2 separate regions of the Homo sapiens genome follow, and region 2 is linked to region 1. Evidence: chromatin contacts called from ENCODE Hi-C data. All regions are on one chromosome and are shown on one strand. Each heading gives the region's core, a stretch centred on a gene start or an enhancer-like site at or near the end of the contact. The rest is flanking DNA. Distances are from core to core; before and after follow the strand shown.

Region 1 (4,723 bases), core at 1,921-4,420:
AAATATTTCAGGGTCATCTCCTAAAAATAGGGCATTCCACTACATGATCACAATACTACTAACACATCCAAGAAAATTAGCAATTATTATAATATTATCTTATACCCAGATCATGTACAAATTTTCTCATTTGTTCCTCAGATATATATTTAAGCATGTGTTGAATGGCTGGGTTTTGTTTTAAATCCAGGTTTGTATATTGCATTTTGTTTCTGTATTTCTTTTAATCTCTTTTAGTGCAACAGTGTTCTCAGTAGCACCCTCATGCCCCAACACATCTTCTTTTCTTTGGCATTGAATTTTTAAAGCATCCAGGACCATTGTTTTGTATCATGTCTCAAATATGTTTATTTCTTCATAGTGTCCTATAGCTGGTTCATCTCCTGTGTATTTGTCATGAACTGTAAGTTGAAGTCCTTTAGCTGCATCTTAAATATTTGATCCTAGTTATAGCCACTTATGTTGGCTTTTCTATCGTTGCATGTAAATAAGACTTGACCTTATTCAATAAACTAAAGTCTTTCTGATTTTATAAAATATAAGTGCCTCTAAGTGAGACCTCTCTCCTGTACTTTATGACTTCTTAGTAAATGCATAGCACATATTTACCATCTGAATCACACCATTCAGATTCAATCTCTCTGGATTCTTGTAAGTCATCCAAAATTTTTCATTTAGAATGTGGTGTACTACACTCAAAATTACTCTTTTCCTGCCAATATGCTGTCTTTTTTTCCTTAGGATTATCTCTTTGGAGATTTTTAATTAAATATATTCTTTTCTACTGATAGGCAGTTAAAGTCTGAAACTTTAAACATCTGGTTATCTACTTCTAGGGTAATAATGTATTTTAGAAAAACCTAGAAATTAATGCAATTTATAAAAATAACTAAATTATTTAGTGTACCAAGTGTGAGAGAAATCTGTATGCTAATTCTAGAATGTGCAGTAACATGAAGTAGAATAGTCTCTAGACAAGTGTGAAATTTTTAATTAATCCAAGCTATATCTGAAAAAGTGATGTTTGAGGGTTTCAGAGTGATTGTAAATTAAACTAATTACAAATTGATTACCATTGATAAGTTGGTCCTTTAAATTCTTAAGATAAAATGAAAGCTGAATTTTTATTTGTGACTGATTTGACTATTTCTGTACAATATTTGCTTTAGGAAACATTTTAGTGTTTTCAAAATTCACCTTTTAGCTGGATCCAGTGATACGTCTGACAAAATGACAGGCAATTTGGAAAGCGAACATGAAAATATCTGAGGAAGGGCAGTCCAGACTGAAGGAACTGCAAATACAACAAACCTAGAGACAAACCATCAACCAATACTTAGCAAAAAAACTAGACTAGGAAAAATGTCTGAAAAACCCTAGACCACCTACGTCCTCACTTGCTACAACTTGAATAGTCCTAAAAATATTCCCATGAATACTACATTTAAGAAGAATATTCAAGAAGAATAATACTTAAAAATATACTTGTGATAAATTGGGTAAATTTAGCAAATTGTTTTTAGGCAAATTGATGCTTTGCTAAGTTGACTTATAGAGGACTGGTTTTCAATCAATTGATTTCTGGCTAATTTACCTACAGCTGTGCCTGCTGCAGAATAGACATTTAGTAAATGTTTATTGAAAGAATGATAGGAAAAAGCTTGCATGTGAAACAAAATGCCAAGTATTGTATTGAGTTTTGTATCTGAGAGCAATAACTTAACTGGAAACTAATTTGGGTTTGTGGCTTATCTGCCTTTCTGATATTTGATCCCATCCAAAAACCATCTGCAGGTTTTTTAACTGCAAAGCCTCACAAGACCTATCTCTGGCCCAGTTTATCTCCTGGTGCCTTCCTTTCATCTTCAAAGCAGGCCCCAGGAACTCAGCTTTCTTTCCTCTCCAGCAACTCAGCCATCCTTTCTATCCCTTCAGATTTTGTTTCATACCACTGCATAATCTCCCTCATTTTGCATTTTCTTCTACATCTGTAGATAAGCACAGAAACCTAAAAAATTTAAGGATCTTATTCCTGATCTCTGAAAAGAAATAGGATAATGAAGTAACCAATCTGGTAGAAGTGAGTAAGGTTATAGAATCCTTCCATAATTAACAAGTTATCTGTTACTTGTCCCTTTCAAGATGGTAAATGGATCTAGGAGGATGAGACTTTTGTGTGTGCCTTTTTCTCTCCCCGCTAAATTATATGAATTAGTTTTATCTCTTTAGGATTTGCCAAAAAGCAAAGTGGTTATCATTATTGGTTAAACACATTGATATTTATTTATTTTAGCAAACATGAAAGCAATTGTTACAACAGGACTACAACAGTCAGCAGAACTGGGTCCCAGCTGGTGGTGACTCCAGAAAATAGTCAGGGTCCCACCTTGTGCCCACTCTTCCATACCTTTCCTGAATAGTCATCAGTGTTCTAGGTCTGGTATATGTTCCCTGAAAGGCAGCAAAGAAAGAGAGTACAGACTGTAGTGTCCCTGATAAGATCATATGTGGATCTCCTAATATCAATTTGGCTTGAATACAAGGACTACTTTCCTATTCCAAGGGCAGGGTAGAGGTACATACCTAGGACATGGAATGGCAGATGTCTGAAATATACATTGCAGACCACCACACTTCACTGAGGTGTTGCCCTCTGCATTTATTCCTGAGGGTGGAGTTCACTAAACCACTTTCCTTCTCACCCCATTTTTAGATACAATCAAGGTAGAATAATAGGTGTTTCCTAAACTCAAATTGGCAGTTTGCAGTTTCTAGGACATCAGCAATGAATGACACCCTTTTAGTGAACCCTGGCCCTTCCCCTTCCCCCTAGGAATGATGAACATAGTTCATGTCTTTACTAATCGTCTGTGACCCAAGCATCATACTGAGCACAACGTGTAAATATCAAGAAGACAGTGTTCAAGGGCAAGGCTTCAGTATATGAGGGGCAGCAGAAGTGATGGGGGGGAGGAGGAGTGGAAGACCAAGGCTGAGCCATTCCCCAGAGGGATCTTGTTACCAGGAACGTTGCCAAGGCAGGGGCTTTTGCAGCTGTGTAAAGAGCAGATTGGAGCAAGATAGAAGCCTGTTGTGAAAACTGGGGCCCAAGATCAGGGCTGGACAACATCAAGCATCTTTGCTGCTAGAGTGCCTAAGCGTTGAGTCACAGCAACTTAATCCCTCCTATTAATACCTGGTTTGATTCTAGAGACTGGGGTGAGGCTGAGTCCCCTATTGGCTGCCAGAATTTCAGCTGCAGGGAGACAAACTCCAGGAAATCTACAAGTTAGGCAAGAAGGATATGGGGAAACAGAGGTCAGTTTCCAGAGAATTAAACAACTGACATGAAAGACTTAAGGGCTGTTCCTGGTAAAGGAATCTTTACGTGTAGGAACTGGGCAAGGAGAAAAAGAGTCCAGTTGCATTCACATTCTCACCTGAGTGACAAGAGAAGGCAAGATAACTAAGCGGAACTTTTTTCATTCTGTTGCTTTCTAAATTTTCAAACTAAGTTTAAAGAACAATGAGACTAAGTCTGTAGGTCACGACAACCTGGCAACTTCAAGTTAGACCTCCATAATCATGAGTGTTTGCTCTCACCTATCAATACCATGCCATTCTGAGATTGCCAGACCAGCCTTCTTCCCAGCCCTGGCACCCAGGGCTCTGGCTCAGCTCTTTAATACCTACTTCCCTGTGCTGACCTGATGCAGGAACTGCTGGCCTTGCAGCTTGTCCAATGTCAGCCTAGCTCAAAACTGGGTCTTCATACCTACAGTCCAAAGAAGGTGTTGAACTTGCTAATCTAAAGGCATCAAAGGGCTGCAATATGTTGGAGTGGAAAGAGGAATAGAAACTTAATGAAGTTGCCAGAGAGCAACAAGAAACCAAGAACAGGCAGAGCTTAATTTTAGGCTCCAGGGATTTTCCCAGACTTATTTTCACTGTTTCTTAGGGCTCCAATTTTCTAAGTCCTTTATTCTTCAGTCAAATGAAGTACAAGGAAATGTGAGAACTCTAGATGAGTCCCTGAAGTCATTGATACTAATCAAATGACCCTGGCAGCTCAGATCAGCAGGCACTTTGGGAGCATCAGCAATGACCCCTGTGTCCTTGGGATGTCACTCTCCTGCTATAAAGTCTTCAGTGGATCTCTACTGCCTTGGAATAACTGGACTCTCTAGCCTCACCTTTAAAATCTTCCAGGAACCCTTTCTCTCACTAATCCCCTTCAGGCGCAAATACTCCAGCAAAACTTAATCACTGGTTTTTCACACTTGACATGAACTTTTTCCATTTTCTGACTTTTCTCAAAGTTTACCTTGTGTAGAATAATATTTTATCTAACTGACACATCTAAATATAACTATTCTTCAATGCCAGCTAAAAGCTTATCTCTTCCAGAATGCCTTCTTTCTGATTACACTAATCTCTGATCACACCTACATTTACTTGACTTATATTACTCAGCATGTTTTTACTATAAAGTAAATCTTGTGTCATCTTCCTCATTTACACTGCACATTCATCAAATACAGATATTATATGTTATCAATATTTTCAAATGACCTCAGTGCCAGAGTTGAACTAATCATATTCCTCAGTTCATATCACCTGATCATTAGAGTTGAAGCAAAACACTTAATTTAGATATTTATTCCTTTTTCACCTCATTCTGTTACCGTTCCCTCTCCCATTCCCCTTTCCATAGACAACTGCT
Region 2 (4,371 bases), core at 719-3,218, 630 kb after region 1:
TGTTATGCAACCATCACCATGATCTGGCTCCAGAAGGTTGTTATCATCCCAAAAGGAAACCCCATGCCCATTCAGCAGTCACTCCCTATCCTCCCTCCCTGCAGCCCTGGCCACCACTGACCTGCCTCCTGTCTGTGTGAATCTGGCTCCTCTGAATATTTCATGTAAATGGAATCATACACAGAAGTCTTTTCTGCCTGGTTTATTTCACTTGCATCATTTTTTCAAGGTTTGTTCATGTCGTAATGTGTATTAATACTTTGTTTCTTTTTATTGCCAGATAATATTCCAAAAAATGTGCCATATTTGGTTTATCCACTCATTAGTTAATAGACATTTAGGTTGTGTCCACTTTTTGGCTATTATGAATAGCACTGCAGTGAACACTTGGGTTTAAGTTTTCATGTGGATGTGTGTTTTCATTTCTCTTGGGTATAAACCCAGGAGTGAAATTTCCGGGTCAGAGGCTAACTCAGCTTAGATTTTTGAGGAACCGCCAGACTGCTTTCCAAAGAGGCTACACCATTTCACATTCCCACTGGCAGTGTATGTGGGTTCCAGTTTCTCCACATCCTCCCCAACGCTTGTCAAATGTCGTTTTGGTTCTAACCATCCCACTGGGTGTGGACTGGTGCAGCTCTGTGGTTTTGACTTGTCTTTCTCTAATAGCTAATGATGTGCAACATCTTACTGCCTATTTGTATATCTTCTCTGGAAAAATGTTCACTCAGATCCTTGCCTTTTTTGGGGGGAGGGTGGTCATTTGTCTCAACTAAAGAGGACTTGTATCTAGAATTCATAAAGCATTCTTTTTTTTTTTTTTAAAGAGACAGTGTCTCATTCTGTTGCCCAAGGTGGAACACAGTGGCCATTCACACGTGTGATCATAGCTCACTGCAGCCTCAGATGCCTGGCCTCAAGCGATCCTCCCACCTCAGCCCCCTGAGTAGCTAGGACTATCGGCATGAGCCACCACGCTTGGCTGTTCATAAAGAATTCTTTATGTATTCTAGATACAAGTCCCTTGTGAGATATATTATTTGTAAATATTTTATCCCATTTTGTGGACTGTCTTTTTACTTTCTTGATGGTGTCCTTTGTAGTATAAAAGTATCTGATGATGTTCAATGTATGTACTTTTGTTGCTTGTTTTTTTGGTGTCATGTGGAAGAAACCATTGCCCAGTCCAGGGTTAAGAAAGTTTCTGCCTAGGTTTTCTGCTAAGAGTTTTATATTTTAGCTCTTGTATTTATGGTGTGAGGTAGGTCTAACTTCATTCTTTCTTTTGGTGTGTGTGGATATCCAGTTGCCCAAGCACCGTTTGTTGAAAATACTTTTCATTCTCCATTGAATTGTCTTTGGCACCACGGTTGGAAAAAAAAAATCAGTTGACCGTAAATGTGAGGGTTTATTTCTGGACTCTGAATTCTTTGCTCTCAATCTATATTTCTGTCTTTTGTTTTCTTTTTAAAACTCATTAAAGAGGATATTTGCAAAAGTATGCATTCATGAGCCACTGCTTTAAAACTTGTTTATGGTTTCCTGTATTTTATTTCAACCCATTGTCCATAATTACCTCATTTTGTCTGTCATGCTGTCTGGAAGGGAGTGCCAGTGGTGAAGTGTGATGTTAATGTCATCAGGATGGTGATGTTCCCATTTTTCAAAGATTGATTTGAACACAGATAGGAAGTATCTTCTGTTGGCAGTGATGACATAAAATGTTGAAAATGAAATATGGAAGCTTGTGAGTCAAAGATTTCCTTACCTTATTTGCATTTGAAATGCAGTACCACAAAAATATGTTGAATTAATGGTTATAACTTTTTCTTTATAAAGTAGACATTTTAGTACCATCAAAAAGTATTCTTTATGATTATATATCTCTTTATAGAGTTCCTGAGTTGGAGGTAGAAGAAGAAACCCAAGTTCAAGAGATGACTTTAGATGAGTGGAAAAATCTTCAAGAACAGACCAGACCAAAGCCTGAGTTTAACATCCGGAAACCAGAATCCACTGTTCCTTCCAAAGCCGTGGTGATTCACAAGTCAAAATACAGAGATGATGTAAGCATTGCATTTCGTATGTAGAGGTAATCTTTACTTTTACCTTACTGGAAGTGAAATGTACCTTTCCACTTCTGTCTTGAAAATGGAACATTAGTAGTTGGCAGTCTTTGTTTCTAATCAGAGATGATGCATGCCTAATTTTACTGTATTGTTCATTAAGAAAAGGAATTGAAACTTGAGGTATTGACAGATGCACAGAGCAGTTAGAGTGACAGTGCATCTTCTGCTCACCCTGGGACTATGCGGGTACTGTACACATACTGTGTATTAACTGTATTTCATTTTTCTCAAGGGAGAGTTACAGATTGTGTCTTGTACAATTCAGAGTTAATCAAAGGAGAACTACACTCTGTGTCCCCTGAGTAGGTTACTTTCAACTCTGTTTCTTGATAAGAGCATTTCACTGAGTAGTTGATGACTTTTTTTTTTTTTTGAGATGGAGTTTCGCTCTTGTTGCCCAGGCTGGAGTGCAGTGGCGCGATCTTGGCTCACCGCAACCTCCGCCTCCCGGGTTCAAGCGATTCTCGTGCCTCAGCCTCCCAAGTAGCTGGGATTACAGGCATGCGCCACCACCCCGGCTAATTTTGTATTTTTAGTAGAGACGGGGCTTTTCCATGTTGGTCAGGCTGGTCTTGAACTCCCGACCTCAGGTGATCCACCAGCCTCAGCCTTCTAAAGTGCTGGGATTACAGGCGTGAGCCACTGCACCTGGCCGAGTAGTTGATGACTTTTTAAACTGTGGTTGAGGTTCCATGCACTTCTGACGCCTTTCCCATGTTGGTTCAGCAGCTTTGCGCCCCCTGCCTAACTGCAGACGTGGCGGGAGATGAGTCCCCGAACGCTTGGCTGCTCGGTCAGGCACTGCCACAGCGGCCAGCGTGCTGCAGGGGTTGCTCAGGGAGCTCCTCCGTGTTGTGAGGCCTTATTGCTCACGGCTTACGTCCAGCTCTTCTCAGAAGCTTCAGTTTTGCAGGGAGAGGTTTCGGGGAAACATCTAGCAGCATATGTTGATAGGGATGCCATGGGGTCATCAAGTCCCCGACTTGTTACTGAACTTAAGGCTAGGTCCACTGAAGCATTCCCATTATGGGATTTAGAATCTGTATCATTCCATCTACAGCTTGATACCAGTCACTATTTCGAGGTGGGAGTGAGCAGGTAGCAGGTTCTTCCTCTCTGTGGGGTATTAGTTATTGATTTTCATGTGGAATCTCAGGAATGTTATGCTATTGTAGAGTTGTCATTTACACTTTGGTTAGTTTCATTTTCTGAGTGAGTACTTTGATTAGGTGTCATTTAAGATACAGGGTTCTTGGGAGGCCAAGGCAGGTGGATCACCTGAGGTCAGGAGTTCGAGACCAGCCTAGCCAACATAGTGAAACCCTGTCTCTACTAAAAATACAAAAACTAGCCGGGCGGTTGGCGGGTGCCTGTAGTCCCAGCTACTCGGGAGGCTGAGGCAGGAGAATCGCTTGAACCCGGGAAGCAGAGGTTGCAGCAAGCCGAGATCACGCCATTGCACTCCAGCCTGGGCAACAAAGTGAGACTTCGTCTCCAAACAAAACAAAAAAAAAGATACAGGATTCTCTCCCATCCTCTTGTTTTGGTCAGTCCAAGCTGTAGGAGGCCTTACTGAGTTTTGAGCTGTTCCACAAGAAATGGCTTTTTGTAGACATAGGCGGCCGGAGCTTTATTTCCCTGGCAATCTCTGGGAGGTGTTTTCTAACTCCATTAGCAAGCTGGGTTGGTTCTTAACCTGTCCACTTCCTTTGTTCTTTTTTGTTCTAGGCATTGTAAATAAAAATTTCTCTAAAACAAATGTGCTGTCAGGATTGAAATATGCAGCTGACATGTTAGGTAAAAATAGAAGCTGCTCTTTCTTAATCCACACCAGATTTGTCCTCCCGGGCTCCAGAGGTCTCCCAGAATATTTGAAGCAAGTGGGTTAGCTGAGTCATCAAGCCTGGTCTCAGTGAAGCACACATCTTGGTCCTTGTTAATCTTGGAGGATTGAAGATTTTAGCTAGGAATTGTTCTTAAAGCAACACAAGCCAGATCTTGGGTTCATCAGTTTACTTTGTTCTGGACACCTGAAGAGGCAGAAGCACTAGAATACCTAGCAAAGTTCAGACCTAGTAACAACCTCGCGTAAGGCACTGGGCGGTGAAAGCACTTGGGCCAGGGCCAGCTGGAGCTGCAAGTGGAGCCCAAGCCTTAGACTGTGTCCACTCCCTGCTCCACTGCCCCGAGGCCCTTCCTGCCCCTTCCTGCAGTGGGAGGCGACTCAGAGCAGGGACCCCAG

Evidence for each region. Hi-C counts contacts between places; a loop is a spot of excess contacts on that map. Pooled maps may share reads with other maps.
Region 2: a map with no recorded cell type shows a loop between it and region 1 (3-fold over the local background). The contact joins two enhancer-like sites. A Hi-C loop is called at or near these places in 4 of 37 single-sample maps with no recorded cell type and 2 of 50 pooled maps.

Annotation. Positions count from the first base shown.
Region 1 is chr9:95,854,225-95,858,947 of GRCh38, forward strand. The region is part of intron 1 of ERCC6L2-AS1 (ERCC6L2 antisense RNA 1); the gene reads right to left. Among named protein-coding and RNA genes, the nearest start is that of ERCC6L2, 19 kb to the right of the region's middle. Within about 2 kb of position 3,171, at least 3 of the 41 ENCODE cell types and tissues checked have a DNase peak (open chromatin) inside an H3K27ac peak, as active enhancers do.
Region 2 is chr9:96,482,568-96,486,938 of GRCh38, forward strand. It overlaps HABP4 (hyaluronan binding protein 4), which reads left to right. Exons shown (of 8, transcript NM_014282.4): 6 at 1,895-2,066. Among named protein-coding and RNA genes, the nearest start is that of HABP4, 35 kb to the left of the region's middle. Within about 2 kb of position 1,969, at least 2 of the 41 ENCODE cell types and tissues checked have a DNase peak (open chromatin) inside an H3K27ac peak, as active enhancers do.